2 separate regions of the Homo sapiens genome follow, and region 1 is linked to region 2. Evidence: read pairs that join two places in POLR2A ChIA-PET (ENCODE). Cell type or tissue: CD4-positive, alpha-beta T cell. All regions are shown on one strand.

Region 1 (5,000 bases), 200 kb before region 2:
GGAGTGTGGTGATAAAGGAGGACAAACTGCACAGGGGGAAGTTGTTTATTAAAGAGGTTGCAAAGTTCAGCCACCCTGAAGATACTCCCCAGTGCTCCCCTCTTGCTAAAGAACCAGTTACCCCAGGGGAAAAAAAAAAAAAAATACATATATATATATACACCAGTGCCCTTATACAAAGGCTGGAAGGTAACAAAAGCCCACCAAGAGTTTTGCCCAAGCCTTTCCTGGGCCTTAAAGCATGACAAGATTATGAAATAATTCTTAACAGGACCCATTTAGGATTAAACAAGTTTTACTGGGGGTCTAAACTCCCCAGACCTCCACAGACAAGTTTATTGGGGGTCTGGAGGAACTCCCCAAACCTCCATGATTTAGCAGGAGACAAAATAAGGGTAATCACCCCAGCACCTGGACCCATCTAGATTAAGTAAATTTACTGAGGCTCCAGAGGAAGGTCTTCAGGACTCAGACCTTAGTTATAGATTAAAAGAAGTTAATCACATGTCTTTAGATGAATGCACACTTACACGTAGACATGTAGCTTAGAAGGTATATAAACTCTGGGCCAGGTGCGGTGGCTCACGCCTGTAATCCCAACACTTCGAGAGGCCGAGGTGGGCAGATCACCTGAGGTGAGGAGTTAAAGACTAGCCTGGCCAACATGGTGAAACCCCGTCTCTACTAAAAATACAAAAATTAGCCGGGCATGGTGGTGGGCACCTGTAATCCCAACTGCTCAGAAGGCTGAGGCAGGAGAATTGCTTGAACCCAGAAAGCGGAGGTTGCAGTGAGCTGAGATAGTGCCATTGCACTCCAGCCTGGGTGAAAAGAGTGAAACTCCATCCCCCCCCTCCAAAAAAAGAAGGTATATAAGCTCTGGAAAAGTTCGTAATTTTGAGTTGGTCTAGAGATATTTTCCAGGCCTTTTCCCTGTAACCAGTTACAGAAATAAAAAACTCCCTCCTTTCCCAGTTCATCTGCATCTCATTATTGGGCCGTGAGAAATAGCAGCCCCACCCTCAGTTTGGTCGGGGAACACTAGAATGTGGCCTTGAGGGTTTGTTGTCTGCAGGCCCTGGGGGATCTCCGAGGACATCGCTGTGGCCTTCACCCTAGATCTGCGCTGCCCAATACAGTAGCCACTAGCCCCGTGGGCTACTGAGCATTTGAAATGTGGCCAACCCAAATTGAGATGTGCTATGCATATAGAAGACACACCAGATTTCAAAGACTTAAAAAGAGTAAAATACTGCATCAATGATTTTTTTTTTTTTTTTTTTGAGACAGAGTCCTCACTCTGTCGCCAGGCTGGAGTGCAATGGCGCTAATCTCGGCCCACTGCAACCTCCGCCTCCCAGGTTCAAGTGATTCTTCTGCCTCAGCCACCCGAGTAGCTGGGATTACAGGCATGTGCCACCACACCCGGCTAATTTTTGTATTTTTAGTAGAGATAGGGTTTTGCCATATTGGCCAGGCTGGTCTCAAACTCCTGACCTCAGTTGATCCGCCCACCTTGGCCTCCCAAAGTGCTGGGATTACAGGTGTGAGCCACCACACCCAGCTGCATCAATGATTTTTATACTGATTACATGTTACAATGGTATTTTAGATATATTGGGTTAAATAAAATATTAAAATTAATGTTAACTGTTTCTTTTTACGTTTTTTAATGTGACTACTCAGAATTTTTAAACATGCGGCTTGTGTTATATTTCTGTTGGTGCTACTATAGTTCCTCTCACCAGAAGAATTCAATTCCTGAACACCCCCATTGAGTAAATTATGCCTCAAGGAGGAGGGAGAATTAGGGAGCAGGAGATTGGGAATGAAAGAAAAGCCTGTCAATCAATTTTTTTTTTCTGTAACAGTCACTAAAATTAAGCCAAAAGGACAGCATACTAAATAAAATCAATGACCTTCTTGCACATCTCAAAAGAATTAATTATAGACACGCTGCAGTTAAGTTCCATTCACCAGTCCTTGCCTGCTAGAAACTTTTTTACATCATCATGGGAGAGTAAGTTGCTTATAAATTACTTTCATTTTGAGCATTTGAATGGAGGATCAGATAAAGACTTCAAAAGCCCACAAGTAGGCTTGCCACCTGCAGCAAAGTAGAATGTCATGAGGCTGGGCACAGTGGCTCATGCCTGTAATCCCAGCACTTTGGGAGGCAGAGGCGGGTGGATCACCTAAGGTCAGGTGTTCGAGACTAGCCTGGCCAACATGGTGAAACCCTGTCTCTACTAAAAGTACAAAAATTAGCCGGGTGTGGTGGCATGCACCTATAATCCCAGCTACTCGGGAGGCTGAAGCAGGAGAATTGCTTGAACCCAGGAGGCAAAGGTTGCAGTGAGCCGAGATTGCACCACTACACTCTAGCCTGGGTGACAGAGTGAGACTCCGTCTCAAAAAAAAAAAAAAAAAGTAGAATGTCATCGTGGCCTGCTACCCTGTGGAAGCCAGAGGCCCCAAGCCCAATCTTGAGGACCAATGGAAAAGACAGCATGGTAGATGCACAATGTTTATTTCATGGTCAGGGGCAGCTCTATCTGAAATTCCTGTAGGAGAGCAAACGGTACCCAGATGTAAATATGCCCACCGATTCATAATTTCTACCCCTCCTCATCAGTACTCCCGAATTCCTAGCAAATACCCCTGGCCTGCCACTCACATCCTCCCATTCTGTACACATTACCCGGCCTTGCCTACCCAAGTCCCTGCAGGAACCTGAAGATGTGGCCCCAAAAGGGATATGTAGAATACACTTGCTGCCACCTCTGTAGCTCTGCTTGGTTTCCAGTGTCTTTTCAGGTCATCTGTTATGGACACTCCATGTTTTCTAAGCAGCTGAGAAGTGGATCCAGCCCTCTCAGACACAGCTGAAGAGCACTCAGGCCTTTGAACAGCCCCTCAGTTGTAAACTGGAGCCACTTCAACATTCTGATGTTGAGGATGCCTGACTTAGCTTTTCCATCTCCCTAAAAACTGAGATAGACACCAAGCTTCCAGCAAGGTTCTTGGGCTCTGTGCTGAGCCTGGCTGTAAACAGGGCTGCTGCTGGGCTGGGGAGACACCCTGCTAGGGAGACAGGGCCAAGAATATAACCTTAACTGCAGGCCTCAGCTGGAAAGAGGCAGAACCTTTTTCTATCAACCCTTCCAACTAGGTCAAGTATCAGGCATCAGGTTTCTTTACAAATAGTCCTTCATTCTACTCTCTTCTTTCTAATTAAGGAAAGTACACTCAGTCATATGACTCATGTTTATACCCCACAATAGCTAACACTGTTCCAGGCGCACTGTATGGCTCAATAAACGTTTGTAGAATTAAATGATGCCTTCCTATGCAAGGATTCCTCCATTTATTTTAAAAATTGTTTGCTGGCCAGGCATGGTGCTCATGCCTGCAATCCCAGCACTTTGGGAGGCCAAGGCGTGCAGATCACTGGAGTCAGAAGTTCAAGACCAGCCTGGCCAACATGGTGAAACCCCATCTCTACTAAAAATACAAAAATTAGCCAGGTGTGGTGGCGCGTGCCTGTAGTCCCAGCTACTCTGGAGGCTGAGGCATAAGAATCACTTGAACCAGGGAGGCAGAGGTTGCAGTGAGCTGAGATCACACTACTGCACTCCAGCCCAGGCAACAGAGCGAGACTCTGTCTCAAAAAAAAAAAAAAAAAAATTATTTGTCAAGGAACTCCTGGGATTACAACAGTCAGGATACAACCAATTTGTATAATGCAAGAGATCAGAAAGGTAGCTGCCTATGTTTAAAAAACATATATGAGAAGAGTGAGACTGAAGCTTCTCAATGTACACTGCTTTTAGCCTTTAACATTTTGAACCATGTGGCTATGTTACCTATTTCAAAAAATAGATTAGAGTTTAAACTTTAATTAAACACTCAAGAAATTGTCACTATTAGAGACTTATTTTTAGCCTCTGAAACTTTGATAGCCATTAGGAGCAATAACTAATTTACTGGATTATTTAGTGACATTTAAATTAAGTCAAGGCCGGGTACAGTGGCTCACACCTGTAATCCCAGCACTTTGTGAGGCTATGGCAGGAGGATCGCTTGAGCCCAGGAGTTTCAGACCAGCCTGGGCAATATAGTGAGACCCCTATCTCTATAAAAAATAAAAAAATTAGCCATGCACAGTGGTGTGCACCTGTAGTCCCAGCTACTCAGGAGGCTGAGGCAGGAAGATTACTTGAGCCCAGGAGTTCAAGATTACAGTGAGCTATGATTGGACCACTGAACTCCAGCCTGGACAACAGAGCAAGACCTTGTCCTCCCAAAAAATAATAAATTAAGTCTCCAGGCGCGGTGGCTCATGACTGTAATTCCAGCACTTTGGGAGGCAGAGGCAGACAGATCACCTGAGGTCAGGAGTTCGAGACCAGCCTGGCCAACATGGTGAAACCCCGTCTCTACTAAAAATACAAAAATTAGCCAGACGCAGTGGCACACGCCTGTAATCCCAGCTACTCAGGAGGCTGACGCACAAGAATCGCTTGAACCCGGGAGGCAGAGGTTGCAGTGAGCCAAGATCATGCCACTGTACTCCAGCCTGAGTGACACAGTGAGACTCCATCTAAAATAATAAATAATAAATAATAATAATAATAAATTAAGTCAAGTAAATTCTCAGAACTGACAGCAAAACTGTATTGGTTTGTTCAGTATAAAGACTAAGTACATGTTTAGTGAGCCAGAAAAGCAAGGCACCAAAAAAAAATTCTTTTAATAATAATATATGTGGATGAGTTCTACTGCAATCATGGCAGAGTAGCTTCTATCAGACTAACATTCCCACTGCTATCTATGGTAGACTCTGGACAAAATTTTTTTAAAAAAATTGTTTTAGCTGGGCGTGGTGGCTCACACCTGTAATCCCAGCACTTTGGGAGGCCGAGGTGGGTGGATCACCGGAGGTCAGGAGTTCGAGACCAGTCTGGCCAACATGGCGAAACCCTGCCTCTACTAAAACT
Region 2 (5,000 bases):
CTCTTGACCTCAGATGATCCGCCCTCCTCGGCCTCCCAAAGTGTCAGGATTACAGGCGTGAGCGACCACGCTCGGCCGGGCCTGTCATTTTCTTACTATTACAGCTATCATTGGAATTATTGGACATCTGCTGATGCATGGCTGTGACCATTTTTTTTCTTTTTTGTAGAGACGGGGTCTCTGTTGCCTACCTGGAGTGCAGTGGCGTGATCATAGCTCACTGCACCTCGGCTTCTAGGACTCAAGTGACCCTCCCATTTCCAGCCTCCTGAGTAGCTGGGCCACCACAGGCGCACACCACCATGCCCGGCTAACTTTTTGTTAATTTTTTGTAGAGATGGGGTCTCACTATATTGCTCAGGCTGGTCTCAAACTCCTGGGCTCAAGCAATCCTCCTGCCTCGGCCTCCCAAAGCACTGGGTTTACAGGTATGAGCCACTGTGCCTGGCCAGAATATAAAGCTAAATTTCAAATATCTTTTAAAAACAAGAGGGAAAAAGAGACCAGGTGGGGTGGCTCATGCCTGTAATCCCAGCACTTTGGGAGGCTGAGGTAGGCAGATTCCTTGAACCCAGGAGATCGAGACCAGCCCGGGCAATATGGTGAGACTCTGTCTCTACTAAAATACATAATTGGCCAGGTGTGGTGGTTCATGCCTGTAGTCTCAGCTACTCAGGAGGCTGAGGTGGGAGGATCACTTGGTCCTGGGAAGTCGAGGCTGCAGTCAGCCGTGATTGCGCCACTGTACTCCAGCCTGGGCAATAGAGTTAGACCCAGCTTAGCTTCAAACTGTGTTTTAAAAACTTGTTTTCCTTTCCTCCTTTCTCCTCAGTCTCAAGACGTAGCTTTGAGACAAACTGCAGGTGTGTTTTCTTTGGTCTTACGAAACGTGCTTTCAAACGCCCTTCCCTTTCCAACATTATGCTCTCATGTGTCATGCACACTTATTTACCTGGATGCTTGCTAAACTCACACCATGCTCACTTATCTGGTTATAGATTTCCTTAGAAGTTTCCAGAGCTGAATTCTGACACGGACCAGATATCCCTGGAATTCTCTCCTCAGCAGGAGGTTACTTCAAGGCTGGAGTTCACTCTCAGCTAGAGATTGACTGCGATTGATTTGTGAGCTGCGTGGACTCATGATGGTGCTGGCCCCTTCAGCAGATGGAACAATAATTCAAAAGAAGCCATTGGAGCGAGACATGCCACCTGGTACCTCCTAGCCCCCCGTGCCTCTTCTGCAGTCCAAGCCCCTCTTCTTAAACCAGGGCCCCCTCTCCAGAAATTGGAAAATGGCAATTTTTGGAAAGGATTCTGGCCAGCCTTTCCTTGCTAGCAACGGATAATGAAATTTACTTTCTTTTTAACACACCTTGCTCTTATTTTGGCTTCTTTCTGCAAGTGGCAAGCAACCTGACCCTCTTTCGGTTACAAGTCTCAACGAAATGGAATGGGAATGATAGTAAGAAACAGGATTTCAGCACAAATATGGTCATGTGATTGTAGCACTCTTTTTTTTTTTTTTTTTTTTCTGAGACCGAGTCTCACTCTGTCACCCAGGCTGGAGAACAGTGGCATGATCTCAGCTCACTGCAACCTCCACCTCCCAGGTTCAAGTGATTCTCGTGCCTCAGCCTCCCGAGTAGGTGGGATTACAGGCACCCGCCAACATGTCCGGCTAATTTTTGTATTTTTAGTAGAGACGGGGTTTTGCCATGTTGGCCAGGCTGGTCTCAAACTTCTGACCTCAAGTGATTTGCCTGCCTCAGCTTCCCAAAGTGCTGGGATTACAAGCGTGAGCCACCGTGCCCGGCCTGTAGCACTCTTATATTTGACATTCAAGAAGGAAACAATTGCATTCCCAAACAGCTAAATATGCATGTCTAAAAACGGAAGTGTTTTTTTTGAACTGTCAAATTCTCTCCAAAGCCCATTCATCTCAGCATCCCAAAGCTGAAGCACACCTTCTGTGAGCTCTGTAAGAAAGTGGTAACCACAGGGCACCATTGCCAGCACAGCACAGCACGACTGCTTATAAAACGAAACTTCTGACGCTGGCTGCAGCGTCATTTTTTCACCATCCTCACGTGGGAGAGCAGTTGTCTGAGTGATCGCTAAGTCATGCTCACTAAATCAGTGCAGTAAGAATTGCACTGCTGACGCTGAGTCCAGTAAGAAGCAATTCTTACTGCTGGGGCTAGAGCAGGCATGGCAATGAACTCCAAGCTGGGGCCTCCATTTGTTTTCTTTTTCTTTTTTCTTTTCTTTTTTTCTTTTTTCTTTTTCTTTTTTTTTTTTTGAGACGGAGTCTCACTCTGTCTTGCCCAGGGTGGAGTGCAGTTGTGCGATCTCAGCTCACTGCAGCCTCCACCTCCCGGGTTCAAGCGAGTCTCCTGACTCAGCGTCCAGAGTAGCTGAGATTACAGGCATGCACCACCATGCCTGGTTAATTTTTTGTATTTAGTAGAGACGGGGTTTCACCATGTTGGTCAGATGGGTCTCAAACTCCTGACCTCAGGTGATCCACCCATCTCGTCCTCCCAGAGTGCTGGGATTACAGGCATGAGCTACTGCGCCCGGCTTCTCTATTTGTTTTCTAGCAAGCCAAAGTCTGAGTGGAAAAAACACAAACTGTCTTTTCTCTGGTCTCACACAACAATCAACACAGAAGACTTCCGTGACCCCAAAATATGTGGGGATTTCTCCCCACCAGCAATCAAGCAATCAGTTCTGCAGTGGACACCAACTGGGTGTCCTCCAATTCTATTCAATTCAATTCTGACACTCTCTACCTGGAGATAGCTTCAGATCCCACAGGTTGATGGCTCAGTCCCCAAGACTGCCCCCACCTTCAGATACCAATGGCAAGCCCCAGGTTGTGTCACCTGTGCTTCTGACCGACAAGCTATACATCGGGGTTCCCACCACCCCTTCCTTTGGTTCATTTAATTTGCTAGAGGGGGCCGGGCGCGGTGGCTCACACCTGTAATCCCAGCACTTTGGGGGGCCAAGGCGGGCAGATCACGAGGTCAGGAGATCGAGACCATCCTGGCCAACACGGTGAAACCCCGTCTCTACTAAAAATACAAAAAAATTAGCCGGGCGTGGTGGCAGGCACCTGTAGTCCCAGCTACTCCGGAGGCTGAAGCAGGAGAATAGCATGAACCCAGGAGGCGGAGCTTGCAGTGAGATGAGATTGCACCACTGCACTCCAGCCTGGGCGACACTCCGTCTCAAAAAAAAAAAAAAACTTGCTAGAGGGGCTCCCAGAACTCAGGGAAACACATTTACCAGTTTATTATCAAGGATATTACAAAGGATACAGATGAAGAGATACATAGGGCAAGGTATGGGGGAAGGGGTGCGGAGCTTCCATGCCCCCTCCAGGTGTACCACCCTCCAGGAACCTCCACGCGTGCAGATATTCAGAAGCTCCCAGAACTCAGTCATTTTGGGGTGTTTTGTTTTGCTTTGTTTTTTGAGATGCAGTTTCGCTTTTGTAGCCCAGGCTAGAGTGCAATGGCATGATCTCAGCTCACCGCAACCTCTGCCTCCCGGGTTCAAGCCATTCTCCTGCCTCAGCCCCCCAAGTAGCTGGAATTACAGGGATGCACCACAGGGATGCACCACCACGCCCAGCTAATTTTGTATTTTTAGTAGAGATGGGGTTTATCCATGTTGGTCAGGCTGGTCTTGAACTCCTGACCTCAGGTGATCCACCTGCCTCGGCCTCCCAAAGTGCTGGGATTACAGGCGTGAGCCACCATACCTGGCCAAGGCCCATTTTTATAAGTAGTGCACGATGTTCCAGCCAACATTGTAATGGCACATTGGGCTTGGATGTTGTGATGTTATGATATATTTATATTGGTTTTTGTTCACACTTCCTGGTTGATAAGTGCCATAGCCCTTGTTATTTCCTAAGTGACTAAAACAATAGGTATATATTTTAAAAGCATTTGGGCTGGGCGCAGTGGCTCATGCCTATAATACCAGCACTTTGGGAGGCCAAGGCGGGCAGATCACTTGAGGTCAGGAGTTCAAGACCAGCCTAGCCAACATGGTGAAACCCCGTCTCTATTAAAAATACAAAAAAAATAGCCAGATATGGTGGTAGGCGCCTGTAATGCCAGCTACTCTGGAGGCTGAGGCACGAGAATTGCTTGAACCCGGGAGGCAGAGGTTACAGTGAGCCAAGATCACACCACTGCACTCCAGCCTGGGAGACAGAGTGAGACTTCATCTTAAAAGAAATAAAAAATAAAAAATAAATAAATACATAAATAAATAACATTTGGCCTTTTGTCCTTAGTTCCTGAAGCAGCTTCAGAACAGCCTTCAGAGCCATAAAGGTGAAAGACATTCTCTTGTCATAACATTGGGGTGCTTTAGGCCTCAGAAAACAGAATCTCTCTCTCTCTGAGCTTCTCCTGCCCTCCTTTCACCTGCTCCTTTTTCTCTCCAAGGCAGCCTGTATATCTTAGTTCTTTTGCATTGCCGTAAAGGGATTCCTGAAGCTGGGTAGTTTATAAAGAAAAGAGGTTTATTTGGCTCACGGTTCTGTAGGCTATGCAAGAAGCATGGCTCCAGTATCTGCTTCTGGTGAGGCCTCAGGAAGCTTCTAATCGTGGCGGAAGGGGAAGGGGATATGGCATGTGCAGATCACATGGAGAGACAGGAAGCAAGAGAGAGAGAGCACTCATTACAGCGAGGACAACACCAAGCCATTCACGAGGGATCCACCCCCATGACCCAAACACCTCCCACCAGGCCCCACCTCCAATACTGGGGGCCACATTTCCACGTGAAATTTGGAGGGATTAAGTATCCAAACCATAGTACCTTAGAAACTAAAATATACTCTAATATTCTCCTGCCTTGAGCCAAATAAACCTCTTTTCTTTATAAATTACCTGTCTTGGAGCTGGCTATAAAGAAATTCTCTGGCCAGGTGAGGTGGCTCACCCCTGTAATCCCAGCACTTTGGGAGGCCGAGGT

The links. Peaks named below come from ENCODE experiments on the same cell type or tissue, not always from the same donor. Only the 100,000 strongest peaks of a DNase experiment are listed, where the experiment ranks them.
Region 1: POLR2A ChIA-PET joins it to region 2 with 8 read pairs; 2 of 35 experiments call an interaction of 5 or more read pairs at or near these places.

What each region holds. Positions count from the first base shown.
Region 1 is chrX:41,466,978-41,471,977 of GRCh38, reverse strand. All of the region lies in intron 2 of NYX (nyctalopin), which reads right to left. It also overlaps the pseudogene GEMIN7P1. Among named protein-coding and RNA genes, the nearest start is that of NYX, 22 kb to the right of the region's middle. In CD4-positive, alpha-beta T cell, no CTCF peak of the experiment used is centred here; no DNase peak of the experiment used is centred here.
Region 2 is chrX:41,262,906-41,267,905 of GRCh38, reverse strand. No RefSeq gene overlaps it. Among named protein-coding and RNA genes, the nearest start is that of LINC02601, 10 kb to the left of the region's middle. In CD4-positive, alpha-beta T cell, no CTCF peak of the experiment used is centred here; a DNase peak (open chromatin) is centred at 2,065; H3K4me3 peaks cover 647 bases.